Regions from separate parts of the Homo sapiens genome. Here all the other regions are linked to region 3. A link is a loop called in an ENCODE intact Hi-C map of the cell type or tissue named here. Cell type or tissue: PC-9. All regions are shown on one strand. Each heading gives the region's core, and the rest is flanking DNA. Links, peaks and the distances in the headings are about the cores only.

Region 1 (4,000 bases), core at 1-4,000, 210 kb after region 3:
AATTCTCTGAGTCCCGACAAAGGCATTCCTTGTAGGTTCTGTTTTCACACATGTACCCCATGTCCTCTCATCACTCATGCTTAGTAAGCCTGAGTTAGTGATGCTTTCTAGAACATCTCATGGGATACCCAATTGCAAGATGATTTTATAGCAACATATTCTCTCAAGAGGAACCTAATCCTGAAGGAACTGATCTGTAACTGACACAAATTAGTTAAACTAACATTAGCATAGCTGCTCTCTTCCCATATGAGAATCTAGCCTGAAGGTCCTACTTTTCCTTTCCGTGGGGTGCAGGCTGGTCAAGTCTGAGGACTGCTTCCCTAGACATTAGGGAGTCTGAGACAAACCTGTGCTCATGTCATTAAACCCTTAGCTCTCCCGCCATTTTATATTCTGCTGGTGTGTCCATAGTCACATCTTATAAATTATCAAGGTAGTCTCAGGGACCAGCACTTCATTCATTGAGACTGTAAATAAGCAGAATGAACCTTCCTATAAAGCCAAAAAGCATTTATCTTCATAAAACAAGAGATCAATTCTTTCCCAAGCACCAAGCACCCTTTAAAGATGTCCAGAAAAATACAAATATAAGCTGTTTGGGGTGCCATTCAATTTTCCTTCTCTCCTGGGACGAGCAATTTGTAGAATGGAGAGAAAATGCTTTCAAGGCTCTTTGCCAAAAAAAGACTAGCTATAGAGTCTCCTGGAGAATGCATTTGGGCCACAGACAGATGGACTAGAGAGAGGTAACAGTTTACCTCTGGGGCACTTAGCCAGCTGAGAAAAGCATGAGCTCCCATTGTAAATGGAGAGTGTTAATCAAAGGCCAGAAAGTGAAGTGTTAGGGTTTATAAATATGGCAAGAAGAAGCCCTTGCTAATCCAAACACCTTGATCTCTGGGAATAGGATGAGCATTAAGTAGAAGAAGGTAAGAACGTTTGTTCTATGAAGTCTTTCAGGGCCATTACTTTCTTGTGCCTATTTTTATTTTATTTATTTTTTATTTTATTTTTATATTTTGAGACAGAGTCTTGCTCTGTTAGCCAGGCTGGAGCTCAGTGGCACCATCATTGCTTGCTGTAACCTTGACCTCCTGGGCTCAAGCAATCCTTTCACCTCAGCCTCCTGAGTAGCTAAGACTACAGGTGTTTGCCACCATTCTCAGCTAATTTTTGTTTATTTTTATTTTTGTAGGAGGTCTCACTATTTTGCTCAGCTGGTCTCAAATTCCTAGCCTCAAGCAAACCTCCCACATCAGCCTCCCAGAGCACTAGGATTATAGGTGTGGCCGACCAACTGCACCCATTTTTAAAACAAACAACTTAGGCCTTCACTCCGAAACTGGGACTTCTGGGTTCCTGGGTTTCCATATCAATGAATTACCTAATTGAAAATAACATTCCATGGAAAAGGATGGGCAAATGCCCAGCACCCAAGGCCACCACTCAAAGCTTCTGAGATGAAGCCAGCAATCAAAACCACAAATCAAAGTGCATAAAGAGGCTGAGGGCTCCACGGAGAGTTCTGAAGCCAAATAATGCCCAGTGATTGTTGGTCCATTTTCCACATGAGAAGGACATGGCTGGAGAGCCTGGGGAGAGGGAATGGCTCCCATGCTGTTCTTAGGCTGTTCCTGTTCTCTGTTTTCAGGGCCACAGATTCATCCAGGACTGGCCTGTGGAGTCTTTTTCTTACTACTGTATCCATTCTAGCCTCCACCTACTTTGTCTTTCAGCCCTTGCCAGCCTAAGATGCCCCTCACAGGGCTCCACAAACACACTCATCTACAGCAGGCAAGCTACCTAGAATTCAGTCGGTGTCCAGGTGCCAGAAACCACCAGCTTCCTGTTAACAATTCCCTGGCTTACCCTGGGCTTACCTGAGCTTACCTGGATTCCCTGGGCTTACCACATACCTATGGAGTCAGAATGTCCTGGAGCTGGCCTTGGGGCATTTATATTTTAAACAAGCTCCCCAGGTAATTCTGATCTGTTTGAAAACCAGTATTTCAAGAAACAAAAATCTTAACTGCAACTGATGAAACGCAGATATTACTTGGTGACCTTCTGGAAACCATTTACCTTAGCTCCAACTACTTCAGGATCTTTGAGGTCTTAACTCACTGGAATAATTCATTTGGGACTTTCAGGCCTGGGACAGATGATGAGACAGACACTTGGAGTGGAGGTAAGCTGAGGGACTTTCTCAGCCCTGCTGTGGAGCACCTCTGGTTCTGTCCCACACGTTTCCAATAGCTTGTCAATAGACCTAAACACACATTCCAAGAGTTGCTGAAAGGTGCTGTCTGTGCTCAGAAAGTATCACAAATCTTCATCTTTCCCAATCCATTTAGGGATAGGAGTTCCAGCTACCCAAAGAGTGATTTTTGTTAAAAGTTACCATTTGTGGATTAGAACTTTTCATCAAGACAGAGTGAAAAGCAGTTAGTATAGCCTCCAGGTTTATTATTCCTCCAGAGACTTCCTTTTGCAAGGAAATGAAATTCCAACCCATCAAGGTGGCCTGCAGGACCCTGGAGGATCTGCCTCCTGCCCACCTCTCCAACTTGACTTCCTTTTGCCCCCTTTCACCAACCACACTGCAGCCTCTCTAGACCTTTGTTCTGACCCTCAAAAGGCTTTCCCTGCCACTTCTTCCTCTTGGAATATTCTCCCCTCAGTTCTTCACCAGGTTGCTTGGCTCACTCTGCAGGTCTTCATTAAAGGTCACCTTTCCAGACAGCACCACGTGGGCCATCACTTCTACCCCCATCACTATCTCTCGCTATTGCACGGCACTTATTACTATTCGAATTAATAATAAGTGCTACAAAGACAATTTGCTACCATTTGCTCCCTTTTGGCTTTCCCTCTCTCCCTTTCCTAGAATGTAAGCTCCACAAGGGCCAGAACCTTTCTCTGTCTTATTCACCATTATCTCACCAGTACCTAAAATCATTGCCTGCACAGAATAGAATATTTATTGAATGAAAAAAAAAATGGATGGATTGACAAAGATTCTTTGTTTGACCAAACTTCAGTTAGGCGTCTGAACCTTCTTCTGGCCTCTTCTGGGCTCTTTGCTAAACCTTCCTTATAAAATCCGGTTTAGCAAAAAACTCATCTAAGTCAGGTTAGCAAGAACCTCCATCCTCAAAATCTGATCACCCTCAAATCTGATCAGGTTCTTCATCCTCTCCTGGACGATGTTTGGTCACCCTGTGGCCTTCAGCTAGAATCCTGTGGGGTTGGTTTAGCCAAAATACTCCTTACCCCCGAGCATCCACTGCCCCCACCTTGCTCCATGGCTATAAATTCCCACTTACCCATGTTGTACTTGCAAGTGAGCCCAATCTCTCTCCCCCACTCCAAAATCCCGTTGCTGTGGTCCCTGTGCTCATTGCAATGATCCTGAATAAAATCTGCCTTACTGTGTTTTAACACGTGTCATTGAATAGTTTTTTATTTAACAGTGTGGATGGATGGTGGTTTATTGGAAAAAGGAATTGGAAGAGTAGGCAGAGATTTTACTTCTCACTTTATGTTTTTATAGGGGTGAGATTATGAAACATTTTACTTTCTGTTTAAGTTTTTCAAATTTTGAAAAAAATGTTTTAAATAACTACCTAAGAAAATGAGGATACGAAAATCATACAAAAATTAAGGGGTTTTCAGGTTTCTTAAAGAATTCATGAACACAGAGATACAAAGGATATGGATTGAATTGATGATAATATTGGTAACAGCAAACAGCTATTACTATAATACTAATCCATGTAAAGTGCTTAGACAGTTCCCAGCACAAAGAAGGTGCTTCATGACTGTTGGTCACAGCCTTAATTCTCACAGCAACCTATGGCCTGGATTCTAGAATTATCCCATTTTACACACCAGAATATCGGGGCTTAGAGTGTCTAAATTGCCTAAAGTCACACAACTTGCAATAGGAGGATCCTGGATTCAATCCAGTCTGAAGTCAAAAAGAAATTGATGTAGG
Region 2 (4,894 bases), core at 521-4,520, 150 kb after region 3:
TATGGTAGAAACAGCATGAGCTTTGGGATCAGACAAATTTTGGGTTTTAATACTGATTCTACCACTTACTTAACTGTGAAACTCTGTTCACACATCTTAAATATTTTGAGTCAGTAAAGAGACAGTAAAACCTTCATAGGGTGGCTATGAGGATTAAATTTAACAAGTACGTGTCAGTGCTGGGGTATATTAGGTCCTCAAAAATATTAATTCCTACCTGCCATCACCCACATATGCACAGTAGGTACTTAACTTCTTCCTTCACCATTTCCTCCAATGTTCTGAACTCTAACCAACTTTTAAGTGTGAATTGCTATTAACTTACAGTGGCTGGAGACAGATTATTTCAGAATCTGAAGCTCCCCATGAAGAAAGCCCTTCAATTTTAGTTGAAAGGTTTTTGCTTTCAAAGCAAGGCTAACAAGCAGGGAGTCCAGGAAGCTAATAACTGGCATTCGTTGATTAAATCTTGGCCATCTAGGTTGTGGCTGTAGGTTAACCAAAGTTGGGCATCCACCCAAGGCTTTGATCGTCACCTCCAGGAAGTTGTCTTGCCCCACCCCTATCCAGGATGAGCTCATTTTCCCCTCTGTGGGTATAACTCTTACCTTGTCCATATGTCATTGTAGTTCTTACTTTGCAATTTCATTAATCCGCCCATGAACCTGTCTGTTCTACTATATGATGAGGTGTGAGGGTACGGAGAAATTCATTATGGTCCCCCAAACCAGGTAAGTAGAAAGTGGTAGAACCAGGGATAGAGCTCAGCTCTCTCCAAAGTCTCTGGCTTAACATGCCTGAATTGTCTATTGTCAGAAGTTTGGTAAACTGAATTTGCTGAAGTTAAGACATCATCTCCAAATGTTGCAAACCAGGTCAGTATTCCAGAGCTCCCTGTGCCTGGTGGAGCCAAAGGAGGCTTTCAGAAACCACTGAAAAGATTTGGGGATGAGTACACTCACCATTTAGACCACATTGGCAATGGAATTAATTTAGGAAACCATAAACAACTTCATAGATGCTGTGCTTATTGGAAAGGGAAGAATCAGTCATGTGTAAATGTGATTTTTGCTGTGATGCCCGGGGCAAAGGCTCAGTGGAGAAGAAAGTCTGGCTGGGCATCCTGGCCTCAAGCCCCATTTCTTGCCTGTGTTGACACCTGGTCTTGAACACCAGTAGTTTGCCTGTCAGGGCCGCCCATAACCCGGCTCCTCAATCCTGCCCCATTAGGCTTCCAGACTGCTGATCTCATTACGTGGTGACTACTGTTTTCCAGAAGTCTTGTCTAAACCACTTCCTCCTTCCTCTCTCCCGAAAGAGGAATAATAAACCTCAGAAGAGGAGGCTAAGGTTTAGCTTTTAAAAGGTGATATTTAAAACAAGACTCTCAGTTCAAATTCAACCTCTGCCATTTACTTATGTATAACCTTACACGAATTATTGAACAGTTCTGTGCCTCGGTTTCCTCATCGGTAAAGCAGGAATAATAATCTCTACCGGAAAGAATGCTGGGGGGTTAAATGAGATAATATCTGTAAAATGATGGAATATAGTAGACGCATATAGGTTTCCTTCCCTCATTTCTGCTATCTTAATCACTTTTGTGTGAATACACAGTAGGGGTCTAGAAAGAATATGAACCATGATTTGGGAGAAGTCAGAGGTGTTCCAAAAATTTCTGAACCTCTCCCAAACCCTTTTAAGCACTGGGGTCTGAAAAGCCTACCCTCTCCCACCCTAAGATTTCCAAATAGTATCAAAAAGAAGAAGAGATTCCCACTCCTGTTTTCTGGGGAAGGGTGGAATATGCAGGTTTATTATTGCCAACATCTATAACACAAAGGCTCTGCCAGAGCCAACCTTCAAGGTGACCCCTAGATAGGGAGAGAGAAGAAATGAGATTGAAATTTCAAGGGCCTAGCTCTGGAGATTCTGAAGATCCTTGACCTTGGGAACTCACCCATGCAGAAGTGGAGAGACAGGTTTTCAATAATAAAGGCTAAGGGCTTCAAATTTCAGCTTGGGTTACTAGAGTTCAGTGAGAGATTTACTTTTTATTTTCGCCTCTTCTAGGATTCTTTAAATCTCATTAAGAAATGAAGAGAGAAATGTGAAGAAAAGCTGTCAGAGGGGTAAACTGTCAGAGGGATGCAAAGAAGAGTAAGATTTCAAACAATTGTTCTGAAAGAAAGTTAGTAGCTATTTAATAAGGACTGTCTATGCATATAGCAGATATTTAAATCATAATAAGTATAAAGTAAACTCAAAAGCGTCTCAATAAGGACAGCATCTCTCTTCCAAACCTCAATGGGTTTTGCTGGCTGCACTTCCAGGGCAAGTTGTCTTGGCCACACTTTACTTCTCTTCCACTCTCTCAATCCCTTTCACTGGGCTTGGAGGCACAGCAACTCAGAACTACAAAGTCTGGTCTGGGCAGCAGAGTCATTGGCTGCGCTGTACTCTCCCTCAGGGCAGTGGCAAGCTGGGACCTCTCTCAATAGGCAAGGGACCTCCGACTCCCTGTTTTAGATCACTTCCCCCTTGGACAAAATTTAGACCTTTGTGTAAAAGCTGACTGAGAAAAGTGCAATGTGTTCATCTGTCAAGCCAAGGATGAGAGTAATGAAAATTTTCCCATCAAGGTTCACGTCCTTTGCAGAAACTTCGTTTTCAACCATCTTGTTGGCCTTCTCTGCCCTGTTGATAATGCGCCCCCTAGTGGATGCTTTACAACATGCCCTTTGTCTTCGTAGAAACTGAGTCCTTCCGCCTGACTTCCGTTCTCGAATCCTCAAGGTAAAACCAGAAAGAAGAGGGTGAAGGTGGGCATCCTTGCACTCAAGGCTTAGTGGGGAGTGGGAATGGGAATGGAACTGGGTTGCCTGAGTTGGGACAAACGGTTGGGGAATAACTGATGGTCCACGTTTTCTTTTTAAACTACATTTTGTGTTTTGAAAAGGATTTATAGATCATGAAAAGAAGGAAACATTCATTAGTTGCAATTTAAACGTCATTTACTGAATATCTACTATATGCCAGGCATTGCGCCATTGCTGCGCTACAGATCCTTGTCTGAAGGACACAGATAATTGTAGCCAAGAACCTGCTATGACAGAGGGATAGATAGAATATTGATCTATAATGGCTGAAATTGAGCATTTGCTATCTACTTGGGCACTGTCTTAAGCATGTTGCATGTGTTAACTAAATTAAGTTATTTAACCTCTCTGTGGTTTAACAGGTAATCGTAGAACATAGCTTACAGAGTTATCAGAACTAAACAAGATAATACCTGAAAGATCTTAAAACAGTGCCTGGTACAGACATGCTAAAATAAGAAAACGGAAATGATACTCTGCACAACCTTGTGAGATGAAGTACCATATTATGTTGCATCTACAGATGGGGAAACTAAGGCAGAGGAAGCATAGTCACTCTGCTAGTAACTGGCAGAGCAGTCTGCCAATGTAAACAGCCCAGACCTAGAACATGCTCTCTTAACTCCTATGCCACACTGCTTCTGCCTGAACATACTGACTCTTTTAACAGGAATAGTTTTCATTTCAGTTCTTAAAGAAGGCTGGCATCAAAATTAGTGAGCTATTAAACAAGTGTCAAAATTATTGGGGACTGTAAATCACTTTATGTCTATTAGTTGATTCTAAGTGTGGCACAGATTACTTGTTCATTTGATGTTTGAGGAAAAGTTTAATAATATGCCAAACTTTGGTTCTCAGTTTTCATTTACAAAGAAGCTCTTGGCTAAAGAAATTTCCTAAAAGAATCTAGGACTACTCAAACAAGAGACTGGCTTATTTTCTGCCTTTTATTGTTCCTTAAAAAGAATTCAACATTAAAAATACAAAAGTAATTGTCTACTTCATTTCTGTAGAAAGGTAGACAATAAGACATCCATTTTCTAGAAAATTCTTTATTCCCAGAAATTTTATGCTAGAAATGTTTTCTGTTCCAAAAAATATCATCTAATCTCGTTGATGAACCACACAAAGGGATTACATTTTAAGTCTTATCATTGTGACTGAATGAACTGAGACTTCCCCTCTGCCTCCAGGGTTTAGGGAAGTACGACTTGGACAAGATATTCTTTATTGTCAAATAACAATGAGGTGTCTGATAAACTATCTCAGAGGCAAGGTGGGAGAATGCTCTTTTAGCATAATAAGTCCAGGGTATTTAATTCTGCTAGTAAGAGTGTCAAAATGAGTAGGAGAAAATGGTTTATGTCATACAGGTTAGAACAGAGAGTTTCTGAAAGAAATTAATCCTGGAGGTGGTGAGATGTGCTTGATTTTAGGTAACCCAGGGGAAACCCAGTGTGGTAGTATCTTTTTGATGCTGCCCACCACTCCCCTCTCCACCCCCGCCTCCCCACCGCCAAGCTCCCAGAGACAAGCTCTCACCCTTGTGGACTCAAGTTATCCCTTCTCCCAGTGGAGCAACTATCACTTGAAGGAGGACAAAAGCAGTTGGCATCCAACGTGGAAGGCTAGGAAAGCTGAGGGGACCGAAAAAGCTGAGACAGGCATGAGCTGGTTACAGAGGCTCTTGGACTTACAATGGGGCCATATTCCTATAACACATCATAAGAAGTCAAGAATGCATTTAATACTGGCATAAGCCCATCATAAAGTCAAAAAAATTTAAGTCAAACCATCATTAAGTTGGAGGCTATCTGTATTTCTGTGGGAAGGGGTTGTGATTATAAGGAGAAAGGGAAGGTTGTGGGGACGCCAGAGATAGATGGGGTTAAAGGAAGAAAGATGAGGGACAAGAATTAAAAGAAGGGATGGACACGGCGGCTCACACCTATAATCCCAACACTCTGGGAGGCCGAGGCAGGTGGATTACTTGAGGCGAGGAGTTCGAGACCAGC
Region 3 (4,894 bases), core at 431-4,430:
GCACATGTACCCTAGAACTTAAAGTATAATAATAAAAAATAAACAAATAAATAAATGTGTGACTTTTATTGCCTGCCTCTGCCACTAGAATGGAGGCTCCATGAGGTCAGGAGCCTGTTGTCTTCATTGCTGTCCCCTCAATCTTTAAAGCAGAGCTCGGTACTTAGTGGTTACTCACATCATATTGACTAATTAAACAAATGAATGTTCCCAGCTCCCACCAGCCCCTCCTACCTGTTATGGTCAATATCATGTCTTCTCTCCCTCAAGGCTCCCTTTTCACCTCCTCCTTTTCCTGGCAAAGCAAACACAACAAACAAAAATCTGCAAGATGCTGGGAGGCCAAGGCAGGTGGATCACTTGAGGTCAGGAGTTCAAGACCATTCTGGCCAACATGGTGAAACCCTGTCTCTACTAAAAATACAAAAATTAGCCAGGTGTGGTGGTGCGCGCCTGTGATCCCAGCTACTCGGGAGGCTGAGGCAGGAGAATCACTTGAACCTGGGAGGTGGAGCTTGCAGTGAGCCAAGATTCCACCACTGCACTCCAGCCTGGGTGACACAGTGAGCCTCCACCTCAAAAAAAAAAAAAATAAAAATAAAAGCAAAACAGAAAAACCTGCAAGATGCCATAGTGCTCCCTTCTCAACTTCATGGAAATTCTGAAATATATATGGGATTCATTTTTCCTTCCAGATGTGCGATTTGGAGGGTGGAGTGTCAAAGGAAGAGAACTGGGGGAATTCTTGACCTGGCTGGGCTCTTCTTTGGCCCCAGCTCCCCGTTCATCCTTCACCTCCCTCCCATCCTGGCTGCTCACATTCCTATGTGGTGAGTTCTGCTCCTCAGCAGTGGAGCAGGGGCTGGACTGGGCAGGGGAGAGTCGCAGGCTCCATGTGTCCAGCCTGCCCTGGTGGACTGATGGTGTTGCCCAGGAAAGGCGTGCGAGGCCACGGCTTCTGACAGCCGCAATCTGGAGTTGCTGTTAGGTCTGATTGAATGATTGACACACCACAAGCAGAAATCTAGAACTCCAGAACGGGTCTGGTGGAAGGAGCCAACTCTGTTTGCAGTTTCCTCTTCTCACCACAGCACAGTGTCGGGTTACCACGGAGATAGGGAGGAACCTTCTGAGACCTCTCCAATGGTGGGTGGCAGCCACAGTCAGCCAGGGAGGACTACACCCAATCCTTGGCTCCGCCCCTCCTCCCACACCCCAAAAGAAGCCACACAGCTAGCCAGAGAGGGGCTGCCTCTGGAATGCACACCAGGGCTTGTCCACACACACTCCCCGGCCCTCTGCGCCTCTTTAGGGAGGTTCCTGCTGCTGGATCTGCTGCCTTCTTCACCTTGAGAGTGCATTTATGTAACAAGAAAACACCTGGGTGTTTTCACAGGTAGGAAGAGATTGGCGGCTGAGCTGTTCTCTCATTTGGATGCAAGGCTGTGAGATGGGGCCTCTGTTGGCCTAGAGGTCCCGAGAAATTGGGAGGAGAGGTGCCAGTAGCAAGCCCCAAGGTCGGGGTTCCTCCTCTAACCTCTCTGTGGGGTGGAGGCATCCACACCAAACCTTAAGAGGGAGCAATGGGTCTAACTGCTAATTCTGAAGGTGAGCAGGCCCGTTTCCACATGCCAATGTCAAAATCCAACCACAGTTTGACAAGCCTTTGGGAACATCCAGTAATTACATAATAGCACTCCCAAACATGACAAGTGCTTTCATCTTTACAAAGACTGTCGTGTTTGTTCTCACTCTCCTCCCCATATGAGTTGCTTCTCTTTCTTTCCCCTATTTTGCAGATAAGAAGGTGGAGGCTCAGGAAGGTAGAGTGACTTTCTACTACTAAAGAACTAGCAGGAAAGTATTTCAAATTCAAGTCTCATGACCCTAAATGCAGGGTATTTCCCAGTGGCTCATGGTAAATGAGTTCCTTAAAAATGAGCCACGCTGAGGCCTGAAACTACAGGGCTTACTGATGTGGCTGCAAGCTGCAGCTCTAAGCCAGAAAGGGGACAAGCTAAGGAGAAGAGGAACCACCTTTGCACTGGCGGACTTCAGCGTGTCTCACGCATGCCGAATGTTTACATGTGTTCCCCACTTGGTATCCATAGCAACTGGCAGAGGTGCAAAAATGCTTCATTGGTATTTGTAAGAGGATGAGAAGAAAGCCCTCCAAGATCCTCTTTCTCCCAGTGGGCAGGGCTATTTCCATCCATGGCTTCGTGACTTCTCCCAGCAGCCGTTTGGCATGAGGATTTCAAACAGCAGGGAGCCAGTGAGTCCACCGGATAGGTATTTGAAATGTACTGAATGGAAAGCCCTCATCTCCTGCTCCCTCTTCCAGGCAATTATTCATGGAGTCAGGAGAGGATTCTGTTATTCAAGGAGTCTCCATAGTAAGGGGCTGAGAGATTGTGGTTTCTAGTCTTTAACCACAACATTTAAGGCGTGGCTCCATTTTTCTTATAATTTCCAAGTGTACATCATTACCTAATTCTCCCTGAAGAATCGAAATTGCTTTATGATGCATATGTATTAGTGATGTGAGCTGAGGTTCGGAGCCAGCAAACATCTTTCTCAGAAACCTCCCTCTTGTTCTCCTCTCCCATGTTGCCCCTTGAAGTTACTCCTTCTACCAGAGATGCTCAAAGGTTCTTGGTCAGAAAGTCTATATTGCAGCAATTAAAACTGGGGTTCAACTCAACATATGTGTAGCAGAATATTTTATCTCTCAGCATCTCAATTTGTGACTTAAATGATTCATGAGATGTTTGTTAGTGCATTATGGTCAAAAGCACCTTTCTAAGTGCTTTGAGAGAAACAAGAATAAAAGCATTCCTAACCACACCCTGCCCCCTGCAATCCCACCAAGGATCTTACAAAACCCATTTGGCTAAGCTCTTATATAGCATTGAACCAATCACTGCACACTCAGCATGTGACCAACACATATATTGAAGCCCACGTGAAAAACTGAGCACCTATTCAAGTTTCCCAGGCAGGGCTAGATTCATGGGCAGGTAACCAGTGCAGTTGCACAGGGACCTCTGCTCAGAAGGCCTTGCTTGGGGTTTAATGCACAATTCTTAATTTATCTTTCAATGTGTATTTTGTAAGAGGAGTCTCATGGGACAAAGGAGCTCACTCGTGGTCCTGCCTCCTACCCACCCTCTGTTTGGGCCCTTAGTGTCCCAGGCTCCACTCTACCTACTCCCCACCCTCTGCTCCACAACACTTGCTACCCTTCCCTCAGGGTGACTACTAGGTCAGGTTGGCAGACAGGGAGGCAACATTCTGCCCACACCCTCTGCAGGGGCCTGGGAGCAGTTGTGGGGAGAGGCTCTGCTGGGTATGCACACCATGGCATCCTGGGAAAGAGCATGGCGGTGTTGTCCCTACCCTGGGCTGACAGCACGGTGGTATATTTGGAAGGCAACTGGATGGGGCCTTCTCACCCACTCCTATCCAGGTTACAGGTGTGTCCTGGTGTGGAGGTTGCAATCCCTTGGTAGGGGCACTGTAGATAGACTGAGGAGAGACAGGCTGTGGGAAGGAGAAACTAACTTATCTGCCATGGCTAGGCCTCATTTTCACTTTGCACTTAGGTCCCACCATTATGTAGCCAGCTCTGGTCCTGGACCAAATGGCCTCTAGTGACTCCCTCTTTCCAATCTAAGCAGGTCTTGCACAACTGTCATGAATGAAGCCAATTCTGATTTCCTATCAGTTCAATTTTTTAAAAATTGCATTCTGTTCCTCAGAATCCATTCCAACCATAAAAACATGAAAAATTGATTTTGATCTCAGTATAACATCACCTCATAAATATATTTTATATAATCACGATCTTTAGAACTTGCTCTCTGTATAAAATGGGTTTCACACCTCAGCTCTTAAAGGCACTTGTTTATTATGGAAAATCAAGCATAATGTAAAATTTACATCTTAAGTGTGGCTTATGAGAGATTTTCCTGCAGAGACAGGACTGACTGAAGCTTTGTTCTTTAAACTTGGGCAAACATTTTACATGTTGAAAAGTATCATTTTGATGATGATTTCTTTTCAACACTTTTCCAGCTTTCGAAGGAAGAATTACAAATAACAAGGCATGACACTTCCCCCAAAGGTATATTTTTAGCAATTTAATACCTGGTAAATTTTTCTTTCTTTTTGCTCAACAGCTAGGCGACTGCATAGGAGGTTGGCCCAAGCCAACACACATTCATTGGACATCTGCCATGATGTGAGCCAAACCCTGGGCCCCAGGAAGTGTGGAAAATATACAGATAAATTAGAAGGTCCCTGCCCTTAAAAAGCATCTAAGACCCTTAGTTGCTGAATAGACATAAATCTGTAGCTGCTGAAGGAGATGGCCAAGAGCTAGAAGGAGGCTGGCAGGCACTGCTTAGTGCCTTACTCCTCTCTGAGCACCATATTGTCAGCAGAAGAGGCCGCTTGGCCCAGGCTGACTGTGGACAGGTCTTGATAACTTGAGGTCCACTGGGAGTTGCTGTCTGCAGCCTGACACATAGAACGCCTTGCTTTTTGTTCTCTGTCTGTTATAGAAGTTGCTTTTGGAAAAGCACCATTTCTTGGGTCAGCATGAAGATTACCCTTGTGGTAGATGCTGGAAATATTAACTATTATTAACAAATATTACTTAGGGCTTGCTATAGGTGAGGCACCGTACTGGATTCTAAGCCTCTGGTCCCTGCTCTCAGGGCATCATGGTAAGTTGGAAAAGATATGTAAGCAAATGACTAAAGTGTGTATGGAACTTGGCACTGGGGAAGTGACAGTCAAAAGTCAGTTAAATCTCAGCTGTGACTTCAGCTGGCATAGTGACTTTGATCAATGCCTGCAAATTCTCTGGGCTCTGGTTTCTTTATTTGTA

What was found. Peaks named below come from ENCODE experiments on the same cell type or tissue, not always from the same donor. Only the 100,000 strongest peaks of a DNase experiment are listed, where the experiment ranks them.
Region 1: a loop joins it to region 3, with 3 times the contacts of the local background. A loop is called at or near these places in 3 of 110 quality-filtered maps.
Region 2: it touches region 3 in a loop (6-fold over the local background); 7 of 110 quality-filtered maps call a loop at or near these places.

What each region holds. Positions count from the first base shown.
Region 1 is chr11:35,294,042-35,298,041 of GRCh38, forward strand. All of the region lies in intron 6 of SLC1A2 (solute carrier family 1 member 2), which reads right to left. Among named protein-coding and RNA genes, the nearest start is that of SLC1A2-AS1, 14 kb to the left of the region's middle. RefSeq lists an enhancer at 1,365-1,866. In PC-9, for the core only: no CTCF peak of the experiment used is centred there; a DNase peak (open chromatin) is centred at 1,930; H3K27ac peaks cover 1,649 bases.
Region 2 is chr11:35,235,599-35,240,492 of GRCh38, forward strand. No RefSeq gene overlaps it. Among named protein-coding and RNA genes, the nearest start is that of CD44-AS1, 23 kb to the left of the region's middle. RefSeq lists enhancers at 2,434-2,503, 2,514-2,583. In PC-9, for the core only: CTCF peaks have their summits at 2,729 (motif pointing left) and 2,933; a DNase peak (open chromatin) is centred at 523; H3K27ac peaks cover 305 bases.
Region 3 is chr11:35,081,594-35,086,487 of GRCh38, forward strand. LOC105376627 (a long non-coding RNA gene) reads left to right here and starts at 1,240. Exons shown (of 4, transcript XR_931194.2): 1 at 1,240-4,894. RefSeq lists enhancers at 1,318-1,437, 1,788-1,937. In PC-9, for the core only: no CTCF peak of the experiment used is centred there; DNase peaks (open chromatin) are centred at 938, 2,258 and 2,848; H3K4me3 peaks cover 1,897 bases; H3K27ac peaks cover 3,062 bases.